Linked DNA regions of Homo sapiens: all the other regions are linked to region 3. The links are chromatin loops, found by intact Hi-C in ENCODE. Cell type or tissue: pancreas. All regions are shown on one strand. Links, peaks and the distances in the headings refer to the core of each region. The heading gives the core; the rest is flanking DNA.

Region 1 (5,506 bases), core at 507-5,506, 230 kb before region 3:
AGGCTGCGGGTGCCTACTTTGTGCCTACTCTGGCACAGGAGTGCCATCTCCTTCCAGGCCAGGTAGAGCCCACGGTCCTCAAGCCCAGCACTTCCTGCTTCTCATGGAAGCCACGGGAGGGGCGAGGGACAGTCTGGAATGCTGGTCTCTCTTGGGATTTGACTTTGACTTCCACATCCCAAGGGGGTCATTGCACAGACTCTGTAACTTTGAGCTCAGCCCCTGGGAGTGGAGTTGCATGTCAGGGCTCCATCCTTCTGATTCTGGGCAAGTCTGCACCACCACAGGCTCCTTTTCACTTACAGGCTTATCTAGCTTGTGGGGTTTATGCCTTTCTTGCATCATCAGTCTTCTTTCCTACACTGAAGTTTGTTCATCATTCTTCGTGACTTTAACATCCACAGGGATGACTTATCCCATGACCTGGAATTCCACTTCCGTGACCTCCTCATCTGATCTTTTCTACAAACTTACATCAGATACTTACCCCCATGGTCCTACACTAGCCTTTTCCATTACCAGAAATGGCACCATTTAGAAAATTTCTTCTCTACTGCTACAATGTTTCAATCCCATCAGATTATTTCCCCAATCTGCTGACCTAGCCACTTTTTCACTCTACCTTCCTACCATCTTCTTCATTTGCCTACTTACCCAGTTTAAATTCCATCCATTATGTGTTGCTATTATCACAGGCAGAATGCTGGCCTCCCCAAAGATGCCCATGTCCTAATCCCCAGAACCCTGTGGGTCTGTTAGGTTACCTGGCAGAGGGGAATTAAGGTTGCAGATGGAGTTAGTGTTGCTAATCAGTTGACTTTAGGATAGGGAGATTATTCTGGATTAGTCAGATAGGCCCAATGCAGTCACAAGCATCCTTAAAAGTGGGAGAGGGAATTAGAAGAGAGAACCAAAGAGATGGCAGCATGAGAAAGACTTGGCCTGATGTTGCTGGCTTTAAAGATGGAGGAAGGAAACTATAAGCCAGTGAAAGTGGGCAGGCTGTAGAAGCTGGAAAAGTCAAAGAAACAGATTCTCCTCTAGAGTCTCCAGAAGGAATACAGCTCTGCCCACACCTTGATTTCAGCTCAATGACACTTCTGACCTCTGCAACTCTAATATTTTAAGTCTGTATTTTAAGCCACAAAGTTTGTGGTGATTTGTTACAGCAGCAATAGGAAACTGATACCTACTCACTCACTCCATTCCCTTTCTCCTCTTAGCTGTCTATCATATCTACTAGGCAAAACCCCAAACTCTAGTTGAATTGCACTATATTACTTTTTCCTTGCCACTAAATGAAGCAGATAAAAATATTGAAAGTTGGTTGACTAAATTCACTAAAAATTTGTGGTCATGAGCACGCTCAAGACTGCTTGGCAACCACAGTTTCACTACACTTTCCCTCCACCCTAAATCTTTGACAATTTTGCCATTGAACACACAAACGTTTCTGTTTCTCAGCTTCTACATTTCCAATAATTTGCCATCTACCCTACCTCATCCACTTACTCTCAGGACCATGCCAAGGATCCTAGACCTTTCTTAATGAAAATATACATCACTCCCAAAATCTCAAGATTAAAAAATCTTAAGAATTCCACACTCTGACCACCACTTCTTATTTTTCCAGTTTGGTGCCCTTGCTCCGACTATGGTCTGCAATGACCACCATGTGGTCAAAGCCATCAGTCTCTTTCTATTCTCAGTTTTCTTGATCCTTCAGCAGCAGCTACCCACATTACTCTTCCTTAAACAGCCCCTTTCAGGATTTCTGTGGCATTACAGTTTTCTGAGTTTTCTCCTCTTTGGCCACTCTTTACCTCATTCCCCCAAACTAGAGTTTCTCTGGGCTCTGTTCTGGGACTTTGCCTTTCTATACTCCCTTCCCTCAGTGATCTAATCTTTGTTTCAAGGCCTTGAAGATAACCCAATGATTATAATTTCCAAATTGATATCTGTGTCTCAAACCCCTCTTCCAAGTTTATAACAAATTTGACTTGGCATCTCCACTTGAGTATCTCACAGATCTCTCCAACTTGAAGTAGCTAAAATGTCATTCTGGATTTGCTCCTCCTCTCTGCTTGTTCTTTCCTCTTAGGAAATGGCACTTCTACCCACCAAGATGCTTTCATCGGAAACCTGGTTGCCCTCTTTAATTCTTTTCTACATCCATTCCATCTGTCGGCTTACCTCCTAAACGTCTCTCAAATCTGTCCACTTCTCATCTCTTCAACTATTAATACTCTCATTCTAATGCAAACCTTTAGCATTTCTGATTTGACTACTCAATAGCCTCCTAACTGGTTTTTCCCCTTCCAGTGGATTCTCTGCACAACTAGAGAGTTTTTTAAAGAATATAATTCATATCTTTCAGTCATCCTGTTTAAAAACCTTCACTGGCTTCTTGTGAATTAAATAAGATACAAACTCCTTATCTTACCCCATAAGACCCTTTGTGATCTAGTCTTTTCCTGGCACTGTTCTCATAATTTCTAGAATACATGTTCTTGCCTACACATGAAATTCCATCTGCTGGAACAATCCCCTTACCCCCTACTCTCATGTAAGATCGTGCAGATTGTTCTCTACACAAAGGTATCCAGCTGAGGTGTAGGGTGGGCCGAAATCTAGCCTGCAGTCCTCTTGCCAAGCTGTGCTCCTTGGTGTGCAAGACCTTGCTTCTACTCTTCCCATGGCTGGCTTCTTCTCAACCTTCAAGTCTTGGCTTCAATGTCAACTCCTCAAAGAGGCCTTCTCTGACCTCAGTTATTTTCTGTCTCACTGCCATATCTGTCTACTACCTTCATAGAACCTATCACCATCTGTAAGTATAGATTTGCTGTCTTTCTCCCTGTAAGCTCCATGAGAACAGACATCTTGTTTGTCTTGTGCCATGCTATATCACCACAGCACCTAATACATAATCATGCACTGAGAAGTGATAGTTGATGAGAAAGAAGGAAACTCCTGAGAAGAGAATGCAAAGAGCAAAGAGAGGGTCTAGGTTCTGCTTTGCCCAGGTGCCTCCTGCCACACTGATTGGCATCAGAAAAAGCCTTCATGTCATAGAGAAACCACAAGTGTGGCCAGAAATTCTCAAATGTGGCAGCACATCAGAATCTCATGGGGATTAAATTAAAAAGTCTTCATATCATAGAGAAAGCACAAGTTTGGCCTGAAATTCTCAAATGTGGCATCACATCAAAACCTCGTGGGGATTAAATAAAATAACATAACCGCCTCTCCTCTGTCTTTCAAGGTTCTGATTCATTGGGTCCGGGTGGCTGCTGCAGACACTCTCGGTGCACTACCGAGAGACTGCCACTGAGTGGTGCTGTATGACTCTGTTTCAGAGTAGAGGTCGCACTTCGCTCCAAGAGAAGGCATAATTTATAGAAGGATTTTTTTTTTTTTTTTTTTTTAGCTACTCTGACCTCAGATCTTCTCATTCCAGGAGGGTGGCCCAGGCAGTGCCTCCAGAAATGTTTAAGTTTTGGTTTCTTTTCTGTGCCCTTCCAGATTCACAATAAGGACATCTGTCCTTACCTAAAAGCTTCCCCTCACCTCTCCTAACCCACCCCCACAAAGCTCTACCAATATCCTCTTACCTTCTGCCCAAAACTTCCCGTACTTTTCTTCTCTTATCTTTTACCTCTTTATCTTGTCTTCCTCTTCTTTTTCTGGGAATCACTCTTCCTCAGTTTCCTTACTTGTAACCGGAGGATAAGGGTGGCATTGTGAGGATCTAAGGAGATACCACCTACCAAACTGCATTGATCTAACTTGGCATGTATTATCTTCATAGATTTTTACACCAATGCCATTCTAATCCACACAGTGATGGTAGCTTCTCTATTCAAGCAAACACAATTTTATTAATGCATATTTTCAAGAACACGTATTATAAGTGAAATACATCTGAAGAGGATTTAGAGAGAAGATTCGTATGCGCTACTACCCTGCTTTTTGCAACTGGTCATGAACCAGCCTCTGAGTGAACTGGAGGGGAAGGCACGGAAGAGGTAACAGAAGGGGCTAGGAAAAAGATTCTTCCAGGGCCTTAATCAGCCTGAAATGCTTTGGAACCAGCTGACCTAATAATTCTTCAGAGACTGTCAGTGCACTGGTGCCCAATGAATGCCTCCATACAAAGCTGCAAGCCCACTATCTATGGCAGTCTAGGACTGGGAAAGAACAAAGCAAGGTTATAACGGAGTGGACCTCAGTTCAAAGAAATGAGAACAAAAATCAGGCCACTCTTGGCCAGATAGATAGATAGATAGATAGATAGATAGATAGATAGATAGATAGATAATGATTTCCCCTTCCTCTATATTCCAAATGGCTTGCAGAAGGGGTTCTTGTTTCTCATGGCAGGGCTATCGATGGGGCAATTGAAGGAGCTACTGTAAAGGACTGTAACTAAAGAACATTTCAAGATAGCTCCATGGGCTCTTTGACAGGTCTAGTTCAGGAAGCCCCATGCCAACAACCAAACAACTCCCTTTGCAGTACAGCCCACAGCTCATCCTCTGGGCTGGTTTAGCTTCAAATGACCATTTGGCACTGTTTGGCAACAGGTTGCCTCACCAGCCCACTGACCTCCAGAGTCTTCTGGAAGTTAAAAGGACACACATTCACTACCATAAGTTCTAAAAACCTATAGCAGTTCCCACTCAAGCCACTCCACTGACAGTTGGAGCGGGTGGGGAGAGATGCGGGAGGGCTGAAAAGGGAAATGTTGCATACAGAGAGCTTATTTGAAATGCATTAGGGTGCTTTCTCTTTGAAGGAATTTGCAGGCAAGGGTTTTGTAAAGGAAAAAGTGCTTTGGTATGCGGGTAATATGCAGTCATTTATCTGTGTAGTAAGCTTAGATCTTATCCATCACATTTTTTTTTTTTTACCCTTGAGCTCATCTCTATTAGGGAGATTCTGATTTCTCCAACTCCTTGAGAGGCACCTCAGGTCCAGGGAAAAAATGAATAAGGATGACTTTCTCCAGAGGATGGTACGTTTTAATTCCAGATGTCCCTGCTGTGAATATAAAACAAAGAATTTGTCAAACTCGGGGGCTGAACTGCCTGGATTTTAACCCAAGCTCTGCCACTTAGTACCTGCGTGATCTTGGGTAGTTATTTAGCCTCCCTGAACTTCAGTGGGTTTTTTAAAATACGAAAAATGTAGATAATAAGAGCACTTATCACATAGGCTTGTTGTGAGTGTTAAATGAACTAATATATGTAAAATCTTAGAACAAAGCCTGGCACATAAGCAACATATGGGTCCTCAGCATATAATTCCTGCCCTCGAGTAGCTTGGAGTTCAGCTGGGGGGACAAAACCTATGCATTAAAGGTTAAATAGCAGTACATGCTACCGCTTCACTAGACCATATGTAGTGTTAGGCCTTAGGATATGGTAGTGAGCCGGAGAGTCTTGATATAACCAGAAAATGTCAAAGAAACAGATCAAACAGTAAAGGCACCGAGATCAGAGTAGTG
Region 2 (5,506 bases), core at 507-5,506, 170 kb before region 3:
TAAAAGTCATGATTTCAAGAACTGGACTCAGGCTCAATTGTCACTGTTACTCTCCTCCCAAACACCCCTGTCCGATGCATACCCAGGGATGTTTAGGTAGTGGGTATTTAACGGTGTGAATCAAACAACTGATGTTAAAACATCTGCAGAGAATTGCTTGCTATGGAAACTACCCCTACAGTCCCAGCAGGGGGAGCGCCTGAGTATAAAACTGTTGGCTTCAAACAATTTTGTTCCTTTCTCAGTATGGGCTGTGTCTCTATTCTGCAGTGAAAATGATTGGAATATTTAATTCTATGTAAAATGGTGCAAGTGTGACCCTATGTGAATAAACAGAGATAGATGAGAATATCTTCTAGACCCCAAGTCCTGAACTCTATAGCATCTGTCTCCAGGATGCCTTATCTGCCACTGTCACTGCCATTGCCTGGCTATGGGAAAATCAACTGCATTTCCCAGTCCCAGTTGTGGGGGATAAGCATTGACTGAGGAGGTAGTCAGTCTAAAAAGTAGGTGACTCCTCTGCTGATACTAAAACAAAAAGCCAGAAAAGGCACATACTAAAATGTTAACTAACAGTGGTTTTCTCTAGGTACTGAGCATATGGGTAGATTTTTCTTCTTTCCACTTAATCTGAATTTTCCAGTGCTACAACAACACAGATGTATTATTTCAGTATAAGGATCAAGGACTTCTCACCTACAATCAGGCCTGCAAATCCTACAACTTTATCCAGGGAAAGGTATGACATTGACCCTCCTCCCAATCCCAACGCATACCCTCAGGGCTACCAGTGATGATGATTTCACTCCATTCCCTTAATTTAAATACTGGGGTGATGGTAAAGCTCAACATGTGACTTCTCTTGACCTGTAGTCACCTAGAGATAGCCTTGCATCTCCAACCTCTCCTCAGGAATGACAGGGGTCAAGGAACATTAACACCGATTGTAAAATGTGGCAGATAAGTCCCTGAGGGAGGGAAAACAAGATAGATTCTCAGGTCTTCTTTATCTGTAGGAAATTCCTTCAGGTTCACTTGAAAAACAAAGGTGGGAGTTTGTGTGATTAGTTTTAGAGAACCTGGAAGTCCTAGAGGGCTGCGGTCTGCAAAAGCTCTAGGGCTTCCAGGTACAGTGGCTCCTGATGGGTTGGACAAGGATCACACTGAAGTTCTGTGAGGTTCTTCTGGGGCCTTTGGAGCTGTTATCTTCAAGCCACAGAATAAACACTGATGATAAGGGAACATCAGGGCTTACCTAGTCCAATCCTAGAGGGGACAAAAGATTTACTCAAGATTACAGTGTATCAGGTGCCACGATGACATTAGAACCAGGATCCAAGTTTATCATCTATTTAATACTTTCGTTTCCAACACAAATTAATTTCCCTACTTACACTGCATAAAAAGCTGCATGTTGCCTCATTTTCCTGAAGGACTTTATGGAGAGGGGGACAGTGGCTATAAGACAGGAGAAATAGGCTGGGCGTGGTGGCTCATGCCTGTAATCCCAGCACTTTGGGAGGCTGAGGTGGGTGGATCACCTGAGGTCAGGAGTTCGAGACCAGCCTGACCAATATGGTGAAACCCCATTTCTACTAAAAATACAAAAATTAGGCCGGGCGTGGTGGCTCACGCCTGTAATCCCAGCACTTTGGGAGGCCGAGGCGGGTGGATCATGAGGTCAGGAGATCCAGATCATCCTGGTTAACACGGTGAAACCCCGTCTCTACTAAAAATACAAAAAATTAGCCAGGCGTGGTGGCGGGCGCCTGTAGTCCCAGCTACTCGGGGAGGCTGAGGCAGGAGAATGGCATGAACCCGGGAGGCGGAGCTTGCAGTGAGTGGAGATCACGTCACTGCCCTCCAGCCTGGGCGACAGAGCGAGACTCCGTCTCAACAAAACAAAACAAAACAAAACAAAACAAAACAAAAATTAGCCGAGCGTGGTGGCATGCGCCTGTAATCCCAGCTACTTGGGAGGCTGAGGCAGGAGAACTGCTGGAACCCAGGAGGCGGAGGTTGCAGTGACCCGCGATCACGCCACTGCACTCCAGCCTGGGTGGGAGAGTGGAGACTCAGTCAAAAAAAAAAAAAAAAAAAAAGAAGACAGGAGAAATAGATGGTTTGAGGGAGTAATGTGCCCTACCACAGTGCCGTGGCTGGGGGTCCAGTTGAACACTGTCTTAGTGCCCAATTCCAAATAAACTAAACAAAACAAGAAAGAAATACTGATTTAAACCAAACAAGAAAGAAATATTGATTTACCTGTGAAAGACCGTCTTTGCACAATGGACACTTTGCGTTGTGATCTAGGCATCTTTCTAGGCATTTTAAGCAAAAAGTATGCCCGCAAGGTGTTGTGACTGGCTCATAGAATAATCTGAAATTTAGGAATCAAAATGGAAGAAAACTGCAATAAGACCAAAAATAAAAGAGTGACTCAAAGCTAAGTTTTTAAAGCATTATTTAGAATATTTTAGGGTGGGGGAGGAGTTCTTTTTAAAAAGTCGCTATTGTTATACTTCAGATAAACATTTGCCTTTCATTTTTGAGCTGGATTAAAATACATTTATTAAAGTTTAGGGCATAGCTAGATCATTTTGTAACATCAATTCTAGTCTATCTCTTCTGGGGAATTCAGATTTTTTGCCCTGTCTGGTCCAAGAAAAATAGAGATTAATGCACAGAGTGTCTGGATAAATTCCATTCCGAAAATATTTAGCCAACCTGTTCACCTGAGTATATGTAAACACACACACACAAACACACACACACGCACACACATTCTCTCTCTTACACATTTACCCATTTAAGCACTTTACATCATATTACCATGGAAAAAAACCGTTTGCTAACCTTGATTCCTCTTTTCGTCTAAGCAATGTTAATGCCTGAAGGATATCAAAATTGTACCTCTAACAAACATAACTGCCTTTTATATAGATAATTTTCATAGGGGCAGGAGAATAGTATTGTTAGTGTGCTTACTGATATAGACTAGATATGGATCTATATTGATGCATATACACACATATATACATACATTTACATGTGTACATACATATATATACATACATATACTTCAATTTGGTACTATTTTAATTGCTTGGGGAGAACAGGATATTTTCAAAGCAATGTGGGAATCCTTTTATAAATTTGTTCTGTACCTTCAGAAATTAATGGATTTGCTTTGCTTAAAAAAAGGCTCACCTGCAGCGAGATCAGTGAGTGAGGGTAGCTGAAGATGACCGTTGAGGAGTGGGGCTTGCACTCACCAAGAGGAGCAGCACAGGAAGAAGGGAAAGACCCCTGCCTGACCAGCCTATTTTCACCTCACAAGAGTGTTCAGTGGAGAGTCAGAGGCTGCCAGCTGCACGGCTCCCTCGTGTGGCCAGGAGGTGCACCAGCAGCCTGGCCAGCACTGCCAGACTGAGTAGAAGAAGCAACATGCCAGCTGAAAAGTACTTGAGAAGAAACTGAACCCACTAACTAGAATGAACCTGAGGTCCACAGGGGTTGAAGTTACTTGTCTAAGTGCGCACAGCCAACTGTTGACAGATGAAAGTCTATCCAACTTCCACTTCAGTCATGTGCCTTTTCTATTACAACAATAATTCTCAACCATTGCTGTGCATCAGAATCACCTGAACAGCTTTATCTTTAAACAGCTTTACTGATGCAAAATTGACATAAAATAAATGGAACAGACGTAAAGTGTACAATTTGATAAGTTCTGACATATGTACACACTTATGAAACCATCGCCACAATCAAGATAGGAAACATACCCATCCCTCCCAAATGTTTCCTCATGCCCCTTTGTAAGCCCTCCTTCCTGCCTCCCCCAGTCACCTGGGGAGCCTATGAAAACTCTAGATGCCCACTACAGCACCTACAGAGATTCAGATCAGTAGGCCCAGTGTACAGGACAGGCATCAGAAATTTTTTTTAAGCCTCCCAGTGGTTTTAATGTACAGCCAAGATTGAGGATCACTGTGTTACACAATCCCATTAATCTCTGCATAGGCAAACTTACTGTATTGGTCTTCAAATATCAGTTACGTGTGGAGCAAAAAAACCCATACATTGTGAAGCTCCACTGGCTAAAGTTCCAGATTCAGCAGGTCAAGGAGACCAGCAGAAATGGGATATTTTTAACAAGCCAATGGAGGTCTGGAGGAGGAGAGAGACTTTTCATGTATTCAACTTTTTGGTACTTTTTGAATTTTATGATTCTGTTTAAAAAGTAGTTAATTTGTTTAACAAATTAATTAAAACTAATAAATTTTAGTTATCAAATTGGCCAAAAAGCAAAGTTATTTAAAAAAGAAAAACTATTTACTATGGAGGTCTCAGTGCACTAAGGCAAGAAAAAAAATGAGAACTGGAGAGGAAAAAAACAAATCTGTCATTATTCACAAATGATATGATGGTGAACTTAGAAAAATCTAAAAGAATCTACAAATGATTATTAGAATAAGAATGGAATTAACAAAGTTACTAGATAAATACACACACACGTGCACACACAATTATAGTTCTATATACCAGCAATAGACATTAGAAATGTCATCATCTTAAAGATAACATTTGCAACTCCTTTTAAAAATCAAGTGTCCAGGAAGAAATCTAACAACAGTTGTAGGAGACCTCTATTGGAAAAAGCTACAAACACCTCATTGAAAGAAATTAAACAACTAAGTCCCAATAAAAAACCTCAATGGGTTATTTCATTTGTTTATTTTTGTAGAACTTGACAAGTTGATTTCTAAACTTTATAAGGAAAAGCAAAGGGCCAAGAGCCAAGATACATCTGAAGAGCAACGATGTGGGAGGACTCACTCTACCAGATTACAGAACATATAAAGCTGCAGTGATTAAAACAGTATATGACTAGCACAAGGACAAATAGACTCGGGGAACAGAACAGAAAGCCCAGAAACAGATCCAGACGTGGATTCTTGATTTATGACAAATGTGCCACTTCAAAGCAGATGGGGGAAAGATTTTCAATACATAAATAGCATTCTCAATAAATGGTATTAGGAGAGTTGGCTATCTATAGGGGGAAATGAAATTGGATCATCTCTCATATCATTCGCAAAAATCAATTCCATGTGGGCTGTAAAAATAAATGTGAAAAGCAGAACAATAAAACGTTCATAAGATGAAATAGCCAGGCACAGTGGCTGGCACCTCTAATCCCAGCTACTTGAGGCGGGGGTGCTGAGGCAAGAGGATTGCTTGAGACCAGGAGTTTGACACCCCATGTCTCAAATAAATTAATTAGTCAAATAAAAGAAAATAAAGATAAAATAGGAGAATATCTTTATGACCTGAAGGTAAAAAAAATGAATTCTGACCCTGTCTATAAATGAAAAGATTGATAATTTTGACTGTATTAAAATGAAGAGCTTTTGGCTGGGTGCAGTGGCTCACACCTGTAACCCCAGCACTCTGAGGCTGAGGCGGGTGGATCATCTGGGGTGAGGAGCTCAAGACC
Region 3 (6,164 bases), core at 619-5,618:
TTTTAAAAAAAGCAAATCTTGTAGAACTATTTGATTTTTAAAAACTACAGTATGATACCTGTAATCCTAGCACTTTGGGAGGCTGAGATGGGAGGATCGCTTGAGCCTAGGAGTTCAAGATCAGCCTGGGCAACATGGCAAAACCCTGTCTTTTTTTTGTCTTTTTCTTTTTTTTTTTTTTTTTTTGAGATGGAGTCTTGCTCTGTCACCCAGGCTGGAATGCAGTGATGCGATCTCAGCTCATTGCAACCTCCACCTCCTGGGTTCAAACGATTCTCCTGCCTCAGCCTCCTGAGTAGCTGGGATTACAGGTGCATGCCACCACGCCCAGCTAATTTTTGTATTTTTAGTAGAGATGAGGTTTCGCCATGTTTGCCAGGCTGGTCTCTAGCTCCTGACCTCAGGTGATCTGTCCACCTCAGCCTCCCAAAGTGCTGGGATTACAGGCGTGAGCCACTGCGCCTGGCTGTGAAACCCTGTCTCTACACAACATTTAAAAATTAGCCAGCCATGGTGGTGTGCACCTGTAGTCCCAGGTATTTGGGAGGCTGAGGTGAGAAGATTGCTTGAAGGTTGAGGCTGCAGTGAGCTGTGATTGCACGCGCCACTGTACTCCAACCTGGGTGACAGAGCGAGATGCTGTTTCAAAACAAATAAAAAACCTACAGTATGTACTTGTATAATTTTGATTAAAATAAACAAAAGAAAACGAGAGGCACATTAAGTCCTCTTCTGGAAAAGGTTTCCTTAATACTTTCCTCCACCCGCCTTCAAGCAGGGTTAAGTGTTCCTCTTCTGTAAAAGGTTTCCTTAATACTTTCCTCCACCCGCCTTCAAGCAGGGTTAAGTGTTCCTCTTCTCTGCTCCCCAGAGCATCTTGTCCTCAACTCCCTTCAGAGCACTTAACAAGCTATACTGTCATTGTTTTGTTGTCTGTCTTCCTGAAGGAACTATGAGCTCCTTGCAAGGAAGGACTATGTATTATTCATTTCAGCTCCTAATTTTTATAACACTAAAAAAGGCATTCATTAAATGAAGTGAAACTAGCTAAACCAAATACAACCAAAAGTCACTCAATCTAGGCAAATTAACATCACAATGAGACACTAATCAAAAAGACAGACAAGAAAGTATTGGTAAGGATGTGGAGAAATAGAAATCCTCATACATTTACCAGTGGGGATAGAAAACAGTGCAGCCACTTTGGAAAGCAATCCAGAAGTTCCTAAAAAGTTAAACATACAGTTACTTTATAAAACCCAGCAATTCCACTCCTAGGTATATACCCAAGAGAACCCAAAACATGTCCACACAAAAACTTGTATACGAATATTCACAGAATTATTCATAACAACCAAAAAGTGGAAACAACTCAAATGTTTATCAACTGATGAGTGGAAAAACAAAATATGGTATATCCATCAATGTAATATTATTTAGCCAGAAAAAGGAAGGGAGTATTGATAATGTTACAAAATGGATGAACCTTGAAAACATCATGTTAAGTGAAAGAACCCAGACACAAAAGGCCACATATTGTATGAGTCCATTCATGTGAAATGTCCAGAAAAAGCAACTATATACAGACAGAAAGCAGACAAATGGTTGCCTAGGGCTAAACATGAGAGAGGAGATTAACTGCAAACTGCTTCTGGGAATTCGTGGGGGATAGGGAAAATGTCCTAAAACTGTATTGTGGTGATGGTTGCACAACTCCATAAATTTATTTTTATTTATTTGTTTAGTTTTGAGACAGGGTCTTGCTCTGTCACCCAGACTGGAGTGCAGTGGCACAATCACAGCTCACTGCAGCCTCAACCTCCCTGGCTCAAGTGATCCTCCCACCTCAGCCCCCAAGTAGCTGGGACTACAGGTGTGCACTACCGCTCCTGGCTAAATTTATTTTTTAAACTGTACACTTAAAGTCAGTGGATTTGATGGTATAAAAAGTACAAGGCTGGGAAAAAATTCCTCAATTTATTACATTATTCAGTTTCTTTATAAATTAACTGTTTTTCCTCAAATAGACTACTTCTATTAAGAACTGTGGTGAGGCTGCTGGTAGTGGTTCACGCCTGTAATCCCAGCACTTTGGGAGGCCAAGGCGGGTAGATCACCTGTGGTCAGGAGTTCGAGACCAGCCTAGCCAACATGGTGAAACCCCGTCTCTACTAAAAATACAAAAATTAGCTGGGCATGGTGGTGGCATGCCTGTAATTCCAGCTACTCGGGAGTTGGAGACAGGAGAACTGATTGAACCCAGGAGGCAGAGGTTGCAGTGAGCCGAGATCGTGCCACTGCACTCCAGCCTGGGCGACAGAGTGAGACCGTCTCAAGAAAAAACAAAAACAAAAACAAAAAAAAACAAAAACAAAAATAAAACCGTGGTGAGGCCAGGCATGTGGCTCACGCCTGTAATCCCAGCACTTTGAGAGGCCAAGATGGGCGGATTACTTGAGGTCAGGAGTTCAAGACTAGCCTGGCGAACATGGTGAAACCCCATATCTACTAAAAAATACAAAAACTAGCCGGGTGTCGTGGCGGGCGCCTGTAATCCCAGCTACTCAGGAGGCTGAGGCGGGAGAATTGCTTGAACCCAGGAGACAGAGGTTGCAGTGAGCCGAGATCGCGCCATTGCACTCCAGCCTGGGCGACAGAGCAAGACTCTGTCTCAAAAAAAAAAAAAAAAAGACCGTGGTGAATTAAGTTTCTGAGACATTTCTGTCAGTTGGGACTTGGGGCTGTGCTGCATAGACATCACAGCCAGCATCTCAGTCTGAGAAATTGTACGATGTCTTGAGGTGTACAACGTGTTTCCAGTTGAGTGACCCCAGTGTGTAGTCTAGATACTCCCTGGCCTTTCTGCTGGTTTAAGTGTGAGAGTGCCTAAGGCCTCTACACCAAGCAAGAAACTAGTCAGTTAACAAACTCACGTCTTGAAACTCCCCAGCCCAGTTCACAACCAGGTGAATTGTTCTATTACAGCATATCTATGAAAATGATCGATCAAATTACTGATTTGATTTTCTCCTTTTTTTGGAGGGTGGGCAACTGGGTAAGTGCTTATTGGGCAAGGATGTCCGGCCAGATCAGCCAAAAGATACAAAGTCCATCCCGTCGGCCCGTCCCCTGGGGTACTACAGGGGAAATCTCATCTCTCCAAGGCCGGTGGGGAGGCACAAAGGGATTTAACAGCACCTCTCCTGGCTAGGGGAAAGGCTGGGACAAAGTCCCTCCTTTGTTGCATTGCGGGAAGGGCCAAACCTGCCACAATGTCAGGGTGAGGTGTCTGTTCCCGGGGCCTCCTGGTGACCGGGAAGCTCATGCGACTGCTCCCGGACTTCAGTCGCTTTCGCCGCTGCAGCCCCACCGTCCGGCCCGGGCATGGCGAAACAAGCAGGCGGTGGAGGGAGGAAACCAGCCCGAGCCAACCGCTCATTCCTCGCAGCCGTCCGGGGATCCCCAGGCGGTCCCCTACGACCCTGCGCGTGACCCCCCTGTCACGTGGCCGCCGTCCCTTTCGGGATGCACCATTGCTTCTGGCGCCCCCTGGTGACCAGAAGAGAGCAGAGCTGGCACCGCGAGGGCGAGCCTGCCGGTCCGCTGGACCCTACGCGAGCCGGCGGCGCTGTCTGGGCCCCCGCGGCGGAAATGGCCCCGCCGGTGGCACCAGGGCGTGCTCCGCGAAGCCCAGGGAGCTGACCCAAGCCCGAACTGGAGTGGGTGGAAGCCGCTTCCACCCTTTCCTCCCTTCCCCCGAAAGGGAAAAGGACCTCTAAGAAGACAGAATGGCCAGATAATTATCTTGAACCTGGATTCCAGCTCCTTGTGCAAAAACAGAAGAATAAGGCAGGGTTTTGGAGTTTATGTTTGTTTGTTTGATTAAGAGGGTTTTGCTGATGCTCCTGAAAACATGTATTTGTAGCCCCGAGATTGTGAGCTAATTATTACTTCTGAGTCTCATTCTCCTCTTCTATAAAATAGGGACAATAATGGTGAAGTGTTTGTGAGGATTCACAGGTGTTTGTGAGGAGCAAATGAAATAATCCACCTGAAGGTTTTAGCAGACAGGTTTAAGCTACTTGTTTAGCTTTAAACCAGCTAGTTTAGCAACTAACTCAGGTCTCAGTAAACACCTTCGAGAAATGAAAGGATTTTGACACCATAAAATAAACACGTGCCTAAGGTGAATTGTCCATTAAAAATGTATGTATATGGGAATTAAAACCATCTATCCCCAAACTCGGCCTGGACACTGAGAATCAAAAACCCCACTGTAGCATCTACATAAAAAGGACTTTGCTAATCCACTGTCTTCATTCGCATTACTTTTCCAGGACGTTCTCTGCAGGCGAATAGTTTCTGCATTACAGGATCTTCTGCAAAGGCCCATCAACTCGTCAATGGACAGCACCAACAGTTTGCACTCTAAAATTTTTTGAATGCCTCTCATTAAAATCCTCCTCTTGCTGCTTACACCAATCCTAGAATGTTGGTATCTCGTGGTTCTTACCCAATCCCAATCAAATCCCAGCATTGAAAGACTCACCGCCTTAAGCCCATTTTTCATTTCTCAATAAATTCTGATCTTTCTTTTCCTGTCTGAAGCACCGCTAAAGCTTCACGAAGTGGTGTTCTCCCGTAGTGAGGGAAGCAATAAATGCACTTCGTCATATCATCAGGTGCATTGGTGATATATGGGGAGCGAGCATTTGATTTTTTATTGTTTTAAAGATGGGGTCTTGCTATGTTGCCCAGGTTGCTCTCCAACTACTGGCCTCAAGTGATCCTCCCACTTATTCAATTAATGGTGTTGGAATAATTAGCCAAGCATTTGCACGATTTTTCTTTTTTTTGAAATGGAGTCTCGCTGTCACCCAGGCTGGAGTGCAGCGGCATGATCTTGGCTAACTGCAACCTCCGCCTCCCATGTTCAAGTGATTCTCCTGCCTCAGCCTCCTGAGTACCTGGGATTACAGACACGTGCCACACCCGGCTACTTTTTGTATTTTTTAGTAGAGACGAGGTCTCACCATGTTGTCCAGGCTGGTCTTGAACTCGTGACCTCAAGTGATCCACCCGCCTCGGCCTCCCAAAGTGCTGGGATTACAGGCTTGAGCCACCAAGCCGGGCCTCACACTTGTTTCATTCCCAGTGAACTACTTCACATACTGGCAAGCCTATTGGAGCAGGGGGTCCCTGCATTGTAATGGTGAGGTTGGCCTATGATGTGGCTGGGGCCTGGATGATTTTATGGTGATATCTTCCTCTTTACCCCAGCCACCAGGCCTACCACCCTCCAGCTAAGCTTGAGTTTTCTCCATTCATTCAAATCTTCTAACAGGTGCACTCAAAAGAGTAGTATCATTTTCTTCTCCTAAGTCATTCAGTTTTATGTTATTGTCCCTCATTGTTTTATTTTCAGCTGTGTTTCCATCAATTCTCTTGCTTTTTCTAGGAAAAGAGTCATATTTATTACAATTTATGATGGATATTTGTCAGCCAGTAACAACACAGTGTTTATTATAGTTTTTTTATTAGTATGTTTTTATATTTGCTCAGGCTTTACCCCTTTACTCCTCTTTTTTGACAAATAATCTTTAATTTTGCTCTCAAAATTATCACATTTGTCATTAGAAAAAGAACAAAAACAATTTTATAAATACTTCATATGTAAAACTCCCTTTTTAGAGAGTACAATCCCAATAAAGTAAATTATACATGTATCTACATTCACAGGGTTAGAAAAAAGATTTAAAAGAAATATGCCAGGTTGGGCATGGTGGCTCACACCTCTAATCTCAGCACCTTGGGAGGCCAAGGTGGGAGGATCTCTTGAGTCCAGGAGTTTAAGATCAGCCTGGGCAACATGGTAAGACCCCATCTCTACTAAAAATGCAAAAATTAACCAGGTGTGGTGGCACACGCCTAAAGTCCCAGCTACTTGGGAGGCTGAGTTGTGAGGATGGCTTGAGCTCAGGAGGCAGAGGTTGCAGTGAGCTGAGACGGTGCCACTACACTCCAGCCTGGGTGACAGAGCCAGACCCTGTCTTCAAAAAATAAAAAAGAAATAAAAGAAATATCCCAAAATATTCAGTGTTTACCTATGATTTATTTTTTCTTTTACTGTATACTTTTATGATTATTTAAGTATTAACTGTATT

Evidence for each region. A loop is a pair of places that touch in the nucleus more often than their neighbours do. Peaks named below come from ENCODE experiments on the same cell type or tissue, not always from the same donor. Only the 100,000 strongest peaks of a DNase experiment are listed, where the experiment ranks them.
Region 1: it touches region 3 in a loop (5-fold over the local background); 95 of 110 quality-filtered maps call a loop at or near these places.
Region 2: it touches region 3 in a loop (4-fold over the local background); 81 of 110 quality-filtered maps call a loop at or near these places.

Annotation. Positions count from the first base shown.
Region 1 is chrX:119,065,054-119,070,559 of GRCh38, reverse strand. No RefSeq gene overlaps it. Among named protein-coding and RNA genes, the nearest start is that of CT47C1, 5.2 kb to the left of the region's middle. In pancreas, for the core only: a CTCF peak has its summit at 3,298; no DNase peak of the experiment used is centred there; H3K27me3 peaks cover 832 bases.
Region 2 is chrX:119,002,998-119,008,503 of GRCh38, reverse strand. It overlaps LONRF3 (LON peptidase N-terminal domain and ring finger 3), which reads right to left. Exons shown (of 11, transcript NM_001031855.3): 6 at 2,269-2,383. Among named protein-coding and RNA genes, the nearest start is that of LONRF3, 31 kb to the right of the region's middle. In pancreas, for the core only: a CTCF peak has its summit at 3,407 (motif pointing left); a DNase peak (open chromatin) is centred at 3,393.
Region 3 is chrX:118,836,876-118,843,039 of GRCh38, reverse strand. LINC01285 (long intergenic non-protein coding RNA 1285) reads right to left here and starts at 3,484. Exons shown (of 7, transcript NR_110393.1): 1 at 3,265-3,484; 2 at 1,175-1,225. RefSeq lists a silencer at 3,617-3,686. In pancreas, for the core only: a CTCF peak has its summit at 3,562 (motif pointing left); a DNase peak (open chromatin) is centred at 3,549; H3K4me3 peaks cover 762 bases.